Regions from separate parts of the Homo sapiens genome. Here region 1 is linked to region 2. A link is an interaction called in ENCODE POLR2A ChIA-PET data of the cell type or tissue named here. Cell type or tissue: Caco-2. All regions are shown on one strand. Links, peaks and the distances in the headings refer to the core of each region. The heading gives the core; the rest is flanking DNA.

The links. Peaks named below come from ENCODE experiments on the same cell type or tissue, not always from the same donor. Only the 100,000 strongest peaks of a DNase experiment are listed, where the experiment ranks them.
Region 1: POLR2A ChIA-PET joins it to region 2 with 9 read pairs; 1 of 35 experiments calls an interaction of 5 or more read pairs at or near these places.

The regions. Positions count from the first base shown.
Region 1 is chr11:19,415,460-19,423,014 of GRCh38, reverse strand. It overlaps a transcript of NAV2 not described here. Among named protein-coding and RNA genes, the nearest start is that of NAV2-AS5, 88 kb to the left of the region's middle. In Caco-2, for the core only: no CTCF peak of the experiment used is centred there; DNase peaks (open chromatin) are centred at 3,004 and 3,524.
Region 2 is chr11:19,174,952-19,182,506 of GRCh38, reverse strand. ZDHHC13 (zDHHC palmitoyltransferase 13) reads right to left here. Exons shown (of 17, transcript NM_019028.3): 17 at 6,092-6,685. The coding sequence ends at 6,547. CSRP3 (cysteine and glycine rich protein 3) reads left to right here. Exons shown (of 6, transcript NM_003476.5): 6 at 1-477. Among named protein-coding and RNA genes, the nearest start is that of CSRP3-AS1, 18 kb to the left of the region's middle. RefSeq lists an enhancer at 7,518-7,555. In Caco-2, for the core only: no CTCF peak of the experiment used is centred there; a DNase peak (open chromatin) is centred at 5,576.

The sequences.
Region 1 (7,555 bases), core at 1,381-6,380, 240 kb before region 2:
AAACTGAGGCTCACAAGGGTTAAGTAACTTGACCACAGTTTTTGACTCTTTTAGATTTACAACAATGGCCAAGAGAGAGGAAGTCTCATCCACCTGATATTAAAAGGAGAAGACAAGCTCACACTCAGGCCTGTCTGCCTCAAGCCCCTGATGTGCCACATGCCTCTTGAATCAATGGATCAATGAATGGCAGAAGGGGAGAGGGATGGAGAGAAAGAGCAGGCATAGGAAGAAAGAGTGATGGAGAGAACAGGAATGAAAGGGAAGACTTTCACAGGCACTGTAACTATCTGGGTAATTCCTACAAGGCCAGACGATTCCAATGTAATCTTCTGTGTAATTGTTGCCATGCAGAACAGGCTGGACTCCAGACCTAGCAGTTTCTGGCCAGTGCGCAGAACAACAGAGAGAGAGAGGCCTCTCCTGTATGCTCAGCCGCAGAAGGGCCTTATGGGCGGCTTCCTGTTGGGACAGGAATCAGGCTCTCCAGCTCCTACCCAACCCACAATCCTGTGCAGACCAGCCACGCTCTGCTGGGTTTGGCGTCACAGAGGCATTCCTTCCCTTTCTTTCAGCCCCTAATTGCTCTTCAGGGCCGTGGGGGTCTCCCTACTGGCTGGCAGCCTATGAGGCTGGCCAGACTGAACTCACTGTTCCATGGGATCACGCATGAAGGCCTCTTAAAAGCACTGGTTCTCTCACCATCAGCAGCTGGATCAGCCCAGCAGAGATGAGAGTAAACCACCACGTACCAAGGCGTGATTTCCACCCGCTCCCCGCCCCCCAGACTGGCACTGTGTCACTGGAACAAGGACTCACAGAGCAGCATGAGGGATGGCTCCTCAGAGAAAGAGCATGGGCTAGGAGCAGTGAGTCTTGAGTTGCAGGCCTGGATCTGCCTCTGTGTGTGACCTTATGCAAGTCCCCTCCTCTCTCTAGGGTAGGAGACTGACAGGCTCTTGGGCTTGAACATCTCTTCTAAGCCTTATAACAACCCCATGATGCAGGTATAAAGCTTTTCGTTACAGGTAAGAAACCTGTTGCTCAGAGACACTAGGTGACTTGTACAGTGTCACACAGCAAGAAAATGAGGAGTCAGGATGTGATTCCAGGCTGGCCTGGCTTTGAAGCCCTGTATTCTCACCACTGCCCCTCAGGGGCTCTGCTCCTTCATTTGTAATAAGGGTTAATGGTCATGGTCATTATCTTAACTTCTCATGCTTGGGCAAAAAAAAAAAAAAAAAAAAAAAGCCTCTCTCTTAAGGCACTTCATGGGCTCTCAAGTCATCAGTGTTAGGAATTAGAATCATTATGTTGTTTCTCCCACCATTTCCAGCCTCAGTTTTCCAAATTTCCACCTCCATGATTTTTGCCATATCCTCATATCACATATGCTAATACTTAATGTTTGTCTTTAGATCAAATTTAAATCAACTAATTTTTAAAAAGTTAATATCCTCCTAAGCAATAATATACATAATATCAAGGGTTTAGTGCACTGATTATATTCCTTCCTTATATGCAACAAAATAAATTGATAACAATTAAATTATAAACTGTTCATCCAAGTGACACCTTGGAGCATGTGAGCCTTCTGTTAGGAAATGCTCTGTGAGTCTCGGCCCTTCCCCCAGCATGGACACATGTGAGCATGCACGCCTTAGAGCCAGGTCATCTTCCAGCTGCGCACTCTGGTCCTCTGTGATGGATGCTGGGCTAGTACAGAGGCAGCTGTGTGATGGGAACCTGGACTGCAGCAGGTGGGCAAAGGAGGCAGAGTTGAGCTCTGAGGACCCAGGGAAGCATGGCTTCCATTTGGGATGCAGCTGAGAGGGCTGGAGGGCTTGGGGCAGGTGAACATGAAGAGATGGAGAGAAGGGAAAGGCAGGTCCATCGACTATGACCCCTCCACCAGCAGCCACAGCATCAAAGCCAAGGCCAGGCGTCCCACAGTACAAGGCTAGAGAGAGCAGCTGCTTAACACCTTCAGAGGCAGCAACATCCTCAGAGATCTAGTTATGGCAGGCTGTGGGGAGGAGGGCAGGCCCACCTAGCACCCTGCCATGCACCGTGGAGGTCACCCTTGAGTTCTGTTTTGTTTTCCTTGTTAGCTTAGCTTTTAATTGAAGCATAACAGAAGACAGGACAATGCATAATTCATAAGTGTACAGCTCAATGAATTTTCAAATACTGAACTGCACCCAGAAAAAGAAATAAAACATCAACTTCATCCTAGAAGCCCCCTCATGCTCCATTCTATTATGGTCACGCTCTTGCTCCAAGGGTAAACATTATCTTAATACCTAATACCTGATATTGGTTTTGCCTATTTGGAACTTTATAGAAGTGAAATCGTACGTATGGAGTCTTGTGTCTGGCTTCTTTTGTTCAACATTATGTCTGCAAGATTGATCCATACTGTTGCATGTAGCTTAGTTTGTTCTCATTGATGTGTAGTAGTCCACTGTATAAACAGACTTCATTCTATCTTTAATGAGTATATGAATACTACTCAGATTTTGGCTAAGTAATGTTGCTATGAACATTCTAGCAGATTACTTTTGCCTTCATTTCTTTTGGGTGTGTACCTAGGAATGGAATAACTCAGTCATAGTATACAGACATGTTTAGGTTAGTGGATACTGACAGTTTTTCATATCAGTCACACCAATTTTCACTCCCACCAACAGTGTGTGCAACTTTCAGTTGTTCCATATCCTTGCCAACACCTGGCATTTTTTTATCTTTTTAATTAGCCATTCTAGTGTGCATATAAGTCACCCATATTTTGTTTTTTTCCAAACTGCACAACAGCCCATAGGCTAACGTCACTACTAAAGACAGTGACATGGGAGAAACACAACAGTCCATAGGTCAACATCACTTCTAAAGACAGTGACATGGGAAAAACACAACCGCCCATAGGTCAATGTAACTTTTAAAGACAGTAACGTGGGCGTAGTAGACTGACTCAGAGGACCTCACCTTACTGCTTGCTCTCCAGCTACTGATGCAATGCCATTAGGAAAGAACTGCCACTGCTATTTACAAAGCCCTGACCCAGGGCTTTGCTCATTCGTTCATCTCACCCTCACAGCAAACTGCCAAAGGCAGGCAAGGAAGGAATTATTCTCAAGAGCTTACATAACTTTCCAAGTATGTACCCGACGCAAACTTCAGGCCTACCTTCTTCTGATTCCAGTTCAGTTTCCTTTCACTGAGTTTAAACTGACTCTTAATTCACTTCTTCTCCATTTCTCAGAAGCATCTGTTGAACTGCAGGATCTCTGATGTTCCTTCCAGTTTCATTATGGTGGACTGGTTTGTTTCTAAGCGTGTGAGTGGTTTACTCACTCACCAAGTGTGTAAACAAATGGAAGATCCTTGCTCAATCCTGTCTACAAGGAAATGAAAAGAATTTGGAATATGCATTTCTATCATTCCCCACGTCTTCACATCAGACTGAGAAGCGGGTCTCGAAGCCCCACCTGCCACGGTTCCTTTCTCATGCCAAGCAAAGCGCAGAAAGGGAGGAGCAGTCGATTGCTGCAGCAACCTCCTCCTCAGCTGTCCTGAGGTATGCACGCTGCTGGAAAAAAGTTCTGCCTGCATTGCCAGGAGAATCATATTCATGAGATTCCTCCATATCAGACATGTTTCCTAAGTTTTCTAATTGGCTCATGATGGATTTCTGCAAGTGCTTTTGATGAGGCTCACCTGCAGTGCCTCTCCTCTAAAGATAGTAAGAAAGTCACATGTTTTTGAAAGAGCAAATAATTGTGAAACAGCATTTCAACAACAAAGATGAGCAAAATACAGTTCATAGAAGGTGAGCTACTTGCAGGCAGGGGCCATGAAAGAAAGGGAAGGCACCCAAACTCCAGCACAGTGCCAGCCCCCCAGTGCCACTGACCCTTGAATCTCCAGGGCTCAGCTCCCAGACTCAAGGCATACATCTCATCACATATATACAGGTCTGTATACCCTCCTTGAGTCCCTATTACTGCACTCACTACTGTTATCCTTGCCTCCTCCCTTACCTCCCAAATACCCTTAACTAAGCCTACAGGTCATCTATGTCTGGAATCCATGCCCTGCTATCACTCCTTACTGCCACTACCAGAGATGAGCCCATCATCCTCCTACCTGGACTCCCACTATAGCCTAACCGGTCTCCCTGACTCCACTCTGGCCACCCAGCTATATAGCAGATGCAACTCTGATCACAACACCCCACCACCACAAGCCCTTCAATGGCTTTGGACGACCCTTAGAAAAATGCCCCAAGCCATTTTGATCATCTGCCAAACCTTCTATGATCTGGCTGCTGCCTCTTTTTCCAACCCCGTCTCAATCCATTCTCCCCTTGGCTTATTTTGCTTCAGATCCACAGGTCTTTCAGTTCCTTAAATGTGCCCCTACGCTCTCCTACCATCATATGCTGGTAAGATGTGATTACACATGCTGATCGCTCTGTCTGGAATGCCTTTTCCCTGTCCTTCATCTCCCAAATTCTGTTCATCCTTGAATAAGAGTTTCAGCTTAGAAAACATGTTTTCAGTGAACACTCATCCAAGCCCAAGGTGAGAAGGCATCTCTGGGCTGTAAGCCTCACACCACCTGCATGTTCCCCTCTGGAAATGCTCATCCCATTTAGTAATTCTTCTCTCAGTGTCTAGCCTCCCTCCTAGACTGTAGGTTTCCTGAAAGCAGATGCAATGTAGAACTTGTTCATAGCTCACTCTCAGCCCCTATCATTCAGCCTGTCAAATAGGAGGCTCTCAATGAACACTGACAGATTGAGAGGTTGATTGAGTGATAGACTGTTTGCTTGTACTATCTTGATGCCAGAAAGTCAGAAAGTCATAGAGAAGACACCCTTTTGTTTTGTTGTTTTTCATAATTTGAGTTCTGAGATACATGTGCAGAACATGCAGGTTTGTTACATAGGTATACACATGCCATGATGGTTTGCTGGACCCATCAACCCATCATCTACATTAGGTATTTCTGTTAATGCTATCCCTCCCCTAGACGCCCATCCCCTGACAGGCCCCAGTGTGTGATATTCCCCTCCCCAGGTCCATGTGTTCTCGTTTTTCGACTCCCACTATAAGTGAGAACATGTGGTGTTTGGTTTTTTGCTCCTGTGTTAGTTTACCAAGAATGATGGTTTCCAGCTTCATCCATGTCCCTGAAAAGGACATGAACTCATCCTTTTTTATGGCTGCATAGTGTTCCATTATTTACCCAGTATTCCATGGTGTATATGTGTCACGTTGTCTTTATCCAGTCGGCATTTGGGTTGGTTCCAAGTCTTTGCTATTTCCAAGTCTTTGCTATTGTGAATAGTGCTGCAATAAACATGCGTGTGCATGTGTCTTTATAGTAGAATGATTTACAATCCTTTGGGTATATACCCAGTAATGGGATTGTTGGATCAGATGGTATTTCTTGTTCTAGATCCTTGAGGAATCACCGCACTGCCTTCCATAATGATTGAACTAATTTACAATCCCACCAACAGTGTAAAAGTGTTCCTATTTCTCCACATCCTCTCCAGCATCTGTTGTTTCCTGACTCTTTAATGATCACAATTCCAATTGGCATGGGATGGTATCTCATTGTGATTTTGATTTGCATTTCTCTAATTATCAGTGATGATGAGCTTTTTTCCATGTGTTTTTTGGCCACATAAATGTCTTCTTTTGAGAAGTGTCTGTTCATATCCTTTGCCCACTTTTTGATGGGGTTGTGTTTTTTTCTGGTAAATTTGTTGAAGTTCCTTATAGATTCTGGACACTAGCCCTTTGTCAGACGGATAGATCGCAAAAATTTTCTCCCATTCTGTAGGTTGCCTGTTCATTCTGATGATAGTTCCTTTTGCTGTGCAGAAGCTCTTTAGTTTAATTAGATCCCATTGGTCAATTGTGGCTTTTCTTGCCATTGCTTTTGCTGTTTTAGTCATGAAGTCTTTGCCCACGCCTACATCCTGAATGGTATTGCCTAGGTTTTCTTCCAGAGTTTTTATGGTTTTAGATCTTACGTTTAAGTCTTTAATCCACCTTGAGTTAATGTTTGTATAAGGTGTAAGGAAGCGGTACAGTTTCAGTTTTCTGCATATGGCTAGCCAGTTTTCCCAACACCATTTATTAAATAGGGAATCCTTTCCCCATTGCTTGTTTTTGTCAGGTTTGTCAAAGATCAGGTGGTTGTAGATGTGTGGCACTATTTCTGAGGCCTCTGTTCTGTTCCATTGGTCTATATATCTGTTTGGTCCCAGTACCTTGCTGTTTCGGTTATTGTAGCCTTGTAATATAGTTTGAAGTCAGGTAATGTGATGCCTCCAGCTTTGTTCTTTTTGCTTAGGATTGTCTTGGCTGTACGGGCTCTTTTTTGGTTCCTTATGAAATTTAAAGTAGTTTTTTTCTAATTCTGTGAAGAAAGTCAATGGTAGCTTGATGGGGATAGCATAAAGTCTATAAATTACTTTGGGCAGTATGGCCATTTTAACAATATTGATTCTTCCTATCCATGAGCATGGAATGTTTTTCCATTTGGTTGTGTCCTCTCTTATTTCCTTGAGCAGTGCTTTGTAGTTCTCCTTGAAGAGGTCCTTCACATACCTTGTAAGTTTTATTCCTAGGTATTTTATTCACTTTGTAGCAATTGTGAATGGGAGTTCACTCATGATTTGGCTCTCTGTTTGTCTATTATTGGTGTATAGGAATGCTTGTGATTTTTGCACATTGATTTTGTATCCTGAGACTTTGCTGAAGTTGCTTATCAGCTTAAGGAGATTTTGGGCTGAGACAATGGGGTTTTCTAAATATACAATCATGTCATCTGAAAAGAGAGACAATTTGGTTTCCTCTCTTTCTATTTGAATACCCTTTATTTCTTTCTCTTGCCTGATTACCCTGGCCAGAACTTCCAATAATATGTTGAATAGGAGTCGTGAGAGAGGGCATACTTGTCTTGTGTGGGTTTTCGAAGGGAATGCTCCCAGCTTTTGCCCATTTAGTATGATGTTGGTTGTGGTTTTGTCATAAATAGCTCTTTTGATTTTGAGCTATGTTCCATCAATACTTGGTTTATTGAGAGTTTTTAGCATGAAGGGGTGTTGAATTTTATCGAAGGCCTTTTCTGCATCTACTGAGATAATCATGTGGTTTTTGTCATTGGTTCTGTTTATGTAATGGAATATGTTTATTGATTTGTGTATGTTGAACCAGGCTTGTATCCCAGGGATGAAGCCAACTCGATCATGGTGGATTAGCTTTTCGATGTGCTGCTGGATTCAATTTGCCAGTATTTTATTGAGGATTTTTGCATCGATGTTCATCAGGGATATTGGCCTGAAATTTTCTTTTTTTGTTGTGTCTCTGCCAGGTTTTGGTATCAGGATGATGCTGGTCTCATAAAAAGAGTTAGGGAGGATTCCCTCTTTTTCTACTGTTTGGAATAGTTTCAGAAACAATGGTACCAACTCCTCTTTGTACCTCTGGTAGAATTTGTCTGTGAATCCGTTGGGTCCTGGGCTTTTTTTAGTTGG
Region 2 (7,555 bases), core at 1,512-6,511:
GGAAGAAAATTATGTAAAGTTTAATCTATAACAAATGCTTTATTATTTATAATGCTTGGAATGGGAGAGGCAATAAATAAATGTTTTAGTGCTATCTTGTATGGCTCTAGATCTTTTCTTTGAGATAGAAATTTTCAAAAACATAAAGCTAGTTCAAAAAACGAGTTGCAGAGCATATAATAAATTTGGATGTCAACTGAGAAAGGAGTGAGAAGGAAGAAACAATGCGCAAAGGAAAGCAGTCTTTCAGAATCTGTCAGCCAAGTGTCTTTCTAGTTACTGCTAATGGAGAAGAAAACAGGGGGTCTGGGAGAAAATAGAGAACATGATAGCAAAATCTAAAAGGAAAATCAAAACTAATAAAATTGCTGAAGAGTTGATCCCTTTGTCCTATCGTGGGGCTTTGTAATGTTACACATCTCGTGAAAACTCAGAAATGACAATAAAGCGTGGCATTTGCCTCTGTATTATAAATGACATGAGGATGATTTTCTTTTATTCTAGGACAATTCCCTGGGGTTTAGCAATTTTCTTAAGACTTCTACGTCAAATTTGCCAGCCTTGCAAATGAAATGCAGCCAATTAGAAATGTCTTTCTCTGCCTCTTCAGCAAGTTTCAGCAGCTCAAGCACTTCTTGGGCTTCTGCTTTTAACAACCACAGCACTTCCCCCAGCACTGTGCAATTCTGAATTATCTGGAATACATGAAACAAGTGAAAATCTAGTGATAAGAACTATAAAATACTTGGCTAAACCATGGGTTTCTCCACCCTCCAAGTCCCCTGGGAAAGGCTTTCTTTGAAATGAGCATCTATTCAGTGCTGTTTATGTAGTGTCTTGGACAAGGCCCTACATGAGCTTTAAAAGCAGTACACGATCTTGGCACTATGCATGGGATTTCCAGGTTTGCTGAGGGGTAACACATATTTGAGAAATGACCACAGGACAATGCAACCTCCTCCTCCTCTGCTGCATTTCACAGTGACTCGCCCCACCGTCCAGCTACCCAGGAAATCTGAAGCTAAAAACTTTAGCCATCCTTAGCTTTGCTCTCTTCCTCACCTGACCTTGCCTCACTTCTCAAGTCTCCTGGATTCTGACTCCAAATGTCTCTAGAATACATCCCCTCCATCCCTCTTTTTAGGATGTGTAATAGTCTGTTAGGGTTGCCATAAGAAAGTACCACAGGCTGAGTGACTTAATAGAAACGTATCGTCTCACATTTCTGGAGGCTGAAGTCTGAGATCAAGGTGTCAGCAGTGTTAGTTTCTTCTGACACCACTCTCATTGGCTTGGAGATGGGTGTCTTCTCCCTTTGTCTTCACATGGTTTTTGCTCTGTGGGTGTCTGTGGTCTAATCTCCACTTCTTGGAAGGACACCAGTCATATTGGATTAGGGACCACCTGAATGACCTCACTGTAACTTAATTACCTTTTTCAAGGCCCTTATCTACACATGCAGCCATCACATTCTGAGGTACTGGGGGTTAGGACTTCAACAAATAAATTTTGCAGAGACACAGTTCAGCCCATAACAGTGTATCACATAAAGACTTTCACAAATTGGCCTTGGCCTTACCCCTTCAACTTAGCTTTAGACAATCTCTTCCAGACAAGTTCCAGCTACACTCAAAGACTCGGAGCTTTCCAAACATGCCCAGAACCCTCACCCCATCATGTCTTTGCTAATGCTGTTCCTTCTGCCTAGAATTCCTGGAAGATGGGAACCTCCCCCCATCTCTACCCACTAATCCAACTTCTTAGCCTGGTGAACTCCTATTAAGCAAGTCACAGGTCAAATGCCATCTCCTCTGGAAATTGTTCCTGAACTACCTGGGCAGAATTAATCTACCTCTGTACTCCCATAGCCGGTATGTAATTAGCATAGTACTTATGTCATCGTATTGAAATTTTGAATTCCTATTTGCCTCCTTGTAAGAATGTGACATGTCAAGCCATTCACAGTGCTTGACACATAGAAGACACCTAATAAACATTTGTTGAGTGAATGAAATAGGGGAGAGTATAGGCCAGGCTAAATGCAAATTCTGCTAGAATCTAAAAGTTTATTACATAGTGGACTGAATGAGTTTAGAAAAAAACAAAACAAAGGAAGAAGCTTATTGTGGTTCAGCAATAGTTGTATTTCCCTTCCACTTCTTGGGTATGCTGTTCCACTACATTTCCCAGGCTCCCTTGCTGTTCACTGAGACACATGAGTGAGTTTGCCCAATGAAGTCCTGGCCTCCATGACCTTTCAGGAGAGTCTCCATTCTTTCCATATGTCTGGATGCAGAAGTCCAGTGGATACTGAGGCCCTAGGAATGGTGGAGCCACTAGATGGGAAGCAGCTTGAGTCACTGCATGGAAGAACACCTGCTAACAGCTAAACAGACCATGACATGAGAAAGAAACATTGTGTGAAGCCACTGAGATTGGGAGGATATTTATTATTGCATGAGCTCCCATGACTACTACACACCTGAAATATAGACTGTGCTACATCCAAGTGATTCCACTCATGGTGCCAGCGTCCATCCTAAGTCACAGGGGGCATGATCAAGATTTTGCCTGATATTTGTGAAAGAGATTCAAATTTGTTGTCTCCAATGTGGCTATATACATATTTGAAGAAAGGAATAAAGTTATGGCAAAATAGCATAACAGTCACATTCCCCTGGCCCTGAAAAACATGATTGGGTTTGTCTTGGATTTAAAATAAAACAAAGACTAAACCTTGCTATTATGCCACAAGCTACTGCCGTCTCCTCTCTCCTTTCAGAGCCAAGCTGTAAGACTAGATTCCACTTAGTCCTTAGTCTTTTAGACTCTTTAGTCTTCCTTGCCTCTACTCTCCATCCTCAACCACCACTAATAACTGAGGCCACTAATAACCTCTTTTTTTTTTTTTTTTTGAGATGGAGTCTCTCTCTGTTGCACAGGCTAGAGTGCAATGGCACTATCTCAGCTCACTGCAACCTCTGCCTCCTGGGTTCAAGCGATTCTCTTGCCTCAGCTTCCTGAGTAGCTGGGATTACAGGTGTGTACCACCATGCCTGGCTAATTTTTGTATTTTTAGTAGAGATGGGGTTTCCACCATGTTGGCCAGCCTGGTCTCGAACTCCTGGCCTAAAGTGATTTGCCAATCCCCACCGCGCCCGGCCCTACTAATAACCTCTTAATCACAAACTCTTTTGTCTTTCATCAGCTATTCTCAACTTCTGCTCAAGCTGCTCCTTAGTTCCTGCCAACTGACTGCTTCCTCTCTGAAATGAATCCTCTCTTGATTCTATGACACTATTATTATTATTATTATTATTATTTTGAGGTGGAGTTTCCCTCTTGTTGCCCAGGCTGGAGTGCAGTGACACAATCTCAGCTCACCGCAACCTCCACCTCCCAGGTTCAAGCGATTCTCCTGCCTCAGCCTCCCGAGTAGCAGGGATTACGGGAATGTGCCACCACACCCAGCTCATTTTGTATTTTTAGTAGAGATGGGGTTTCTCCATGTTGGTCAGGCTGGTCTCAAACTCCCGACCTCAGGTGATCTGCCCACCTCGGCCTCCCAAAGTGCTAGGATTACAGGAGTGGCACTGTGTCTGGCTGACACTACTTTCTTGTCCTCCTACTCGATCTCCTTTTAGTTACTTCTTCCTTCTCCAGCTCCCTAAATCCATATTCCATAAGCTTTTGCTCCTGCCCTTCTCCTTCCTCTCACACTTTTTAGTCTGTTTGTTCGCATTAGATGTCATCTTTGGTATCTTTTTAGCATTCATCTTTCCATTTGAGGAAGGTGACTCTCCATTTTCATCTATTTCCTACCTCTCCCCTGTGACAATCTTATCCATCTATGCAGATGATTCCCATCCATGCCCTGGCCTCTTTCCAGTTGCCTTCTAGACTTTCCCACTGGATAGCCTGCAAGTATCTCAAACTCAGTAGATCCCAGCCACCAAACTCATCACCTAGTCTCCCCACACTGTGTTCCTTATTTCTCAGAGTAGCATCTTCAACCTCTCATTCATTGGGTTCAACATTTCAAAGCCATCTTTGACTCCTCTTTTTCTCCCCGCATCCACTCTGTGATCTGGGCCTGCTGGGTCTCCTCTGTGCCACTGTCATCATCTTGCTTCAGGCCTTCATTACCTCTTGCCTAGACCATCATTAACAGCTTATTTCTAATATTCTGTATCTGTCAAGTTTCACCAGAAAAACAGAAACCACACTAGTTATTTTAATAAAGAGAATATAGTAAAGGGAATTAGCTAAACAGGTGCTATTATTTTTGAAAAAGTAACAAGGGAACACACTGATTTAACATAGAGATAGTAATTGCTAGAGGCAGCTATCACTCCTGGGAATAGGGAAACTAAGAGAAGAGATGGGTTATCATAATTCAGATGCCCAGAGAAGAAGTATCCCGGGGCAGAAGTCAGATGTCAAAGGAGAGAGCCCTGCCTGGTTATTGCTAGTACTTCTAATGGGGCACAATGAAGTAGGTTTTGGGAAGAAGAAAAGTTAGACATTGGTTCCAAAATGTCATTGCAGGGCAAAGGGCCATCGTTGGAGCAACACTGAGAGGAAGAGCGGGCAAGAAGAATGGAATAAGTCCCTTTTCTGCTCCTCCTTGCAGTCTACTACCGACTTTAACAGGAAGTCATCTGGCAGGGAGACTGTAGCTTGCAGAATTCTAGCCCTAGAACATACAACACAGAGCACGGAAGACTGGATTTGGTGCATTTCTCTACCTCTAGCTTATCTTTCTGGTAATCAGTTTTCTGTTAGACTTCTCAATTAATAGCCAGCATTTATTGAACATTTACTATATGCCAAGTACAATTCTAAGCACTTTTAAACATTAACACATTTAATTCTCATAATGACATTTCAAATTGTTTACTATTATTATCTACATAATCCAAATGAGGAAACTGAGTTTCTAGAGATTTATGTCATTTGCCCAAAGGGATTAAAAGTAACTTATGTGGTAATTAATAGGTCATAGATTCAAACCCAGGGTCCCTAGAATCTGGTCTCTTTACCACTACAACTGCATACCTATTAAGCAGTGATTCTCAAGCTTAAACTTTTCACAATGTATAGAATGGAGAAGGTAAGGTTCCTTAAGTAAATGATTCTCAAACAGTAGTATGCATATGTAAGAATCATTAGGATTCCAGCACTCTCTCCCTAGAGACTGATTTGAAAGGTCTGAGATGGAGAAACTGAATTTTAAACTGTGAGCCCTAGACACCCACCCTGGCCCTGTGACTCTGATCTAATGTCTCTGGACCATTTGGACCACAATACTAACTTGGTAGGAGTTGGTGAGAGAAGAAGGGAGAAAGAGAATATACCTTGAAAAAGCTCTTCTGTACTCCAATTGAGAAGCACAGTCTTCAAACACAATTCTGATAGCATCATCTCTTGCTTAAAACCCTGAAATTGGTTCAACAAATTCTAATATTTTTTGAACAAATACTATGTGTCACGTGATATTCTAGGTGACTGTGACTGTACAGTGGCAGCCCCATTTGGTATCTCTGTGACCCTGGAGAAGATAAAAACTTCTTTGGCTTTAGTTTCCTTATCTGCATCTCTTATCTCTGGTAGAAGAGAGAACGGATCCTTGCAATGAAAGGCCACATGATTAGAGTACAACATGCTCCACTGACACTGCTAAACAAAACAGGATTATATGCTTCAAGGCTTTGTAGGTCACAATGAGAATTTTTGCTTTTACCCCAAGAGCAACAGGAACCCAAGGGAGGTTATTCAGCAGGAAGGTGCCATGCCCAGGGGTGTATAAATACTATACTAAAGTTGAATTAGCATTTCCTGTAGAACAAGGGAAATTAGTAATTACAGTCATATCAGTCTAATATTTTGAGGGTACTAAGTAAAGTTGTAATTAATATTTAAGACTTTCTATGTTCTATTTTCTAAGTAAGATGAAAAACCAAATTAAATCTTGCTTACTGGTATTAATCATAATCTCAACTCATTCCTGGAATTGTGAACTAATTTGTGTCCTATGTACATCTTAATTTAAGACTCTAGAAGTGTTAAGTGTCAGAAACCAAGTCTCAACTACAAAAAAAAATTTTTTATTAAGTGTGAAAGCAAAACAGGTACATCTATTTAAATATTTTTTACATATTTATAGATACAACAAAGACAAATAACTTAGCAAAAATTACAAGTTTAAAGAATAGTACTATTTTGAAACAGCCAATATAGTATCTGAAAATATTCCATTTTATCCATAATCAGTGAGTATTATTTCCAAAAAAAGTAACTTGCATTTTCTTGTGAAAAATATGGTTTTTTTTTTAGATGTCTGCCAAGATTTATCAGAAAAGTCCATCTTTCTAAACCTAAAAAATTGTAATGCCTTTATTGAGAACTTTTTTTACCTAATGGCTTTAAAAACCACGTGTTTTCCTTTGGACTTAGGTGAATTCTAAATCTTTACTTCACTTTCAAACTACAGGGCATCGACATAAACAAAAACAAATCAGATTGAGAGTTTTGGGTTGCTTTTCTTCATACTGAGCGAAGAACCTTCTCCCTGGCTGGGTGAAAGACCATGGTGTACTGTGATGTCCAATCTACCACACAGGGCTTCACCAAGCCAAAGCAGCCACACTGAAAGAAATCTGCCAGGTTCTGCATGAATCCAAGACTGCCAAGAAAAAAAAAAAGAGAACATGTCTTACTATATTTCCTGTGTAGCTTGACAAACATTTATGGAGAATCTATAATATGCAATGTCCTTTGAACATCTTGCAGAAATCCAGGGGTAGATGGGGTAGATCAGATAGTTCCTGGGCTTCTGGTACCTTAAAACTGAAGCCTATTTCTGGACCTGAATCTATATTTGGAGATTTCCTGGCTTCTGCTCGCTCAGCCACTTAATTGGGTTTTTCATCATCACTTCATTTTGGATTCCCCACTTAATGGACTGGCCACTGACATCAATAAGTTTCTTTCTTTCTATTCCTACTTCCCTAATTCAGACCTTGATTACCTCAAAGGCCACATAGGCCAGAACAACTGTAATCAACAAGATGGGATTTTCCCTAAACCTTTTTTTTTTTTTTTTTTTTTTTTTTTTGAGACGGAGTCTCGCTCTGTCACCCAGGCTGGAGTGCAGTGGCGTGATCTCGGCTCACTGCAAGCTCTACCTCCCAGGTTCACGCCATTCTCCTGCCTCAGCCTCCTGAGTAGCTGGGACTATAGGCGCCCACCACCACACCCGGCTAATTTTTTGTATTTTTTTAGTAGAGACGGGGTTTCACCGTGTTAGCCAGGATGGTCTCAATCTCCTGACCTCGTGATCCGCCCACCTCAGCCTCCCAAAGTGCTGGGATTACAGGCATGAGCCACCGCACCCGGCCTCCCTAAACCTTATAAGTAACTCTCTAAATGAATTCTCTGTCTCAATTCCTTTTAATTCATCTTGCATATTGCAGACTGTTGTCCTCCAAAAACCCTGATATAGTCATAGCCCCTCACCTCCCAATCAAAACCCTTTAAAGATACTCCTCTGCCT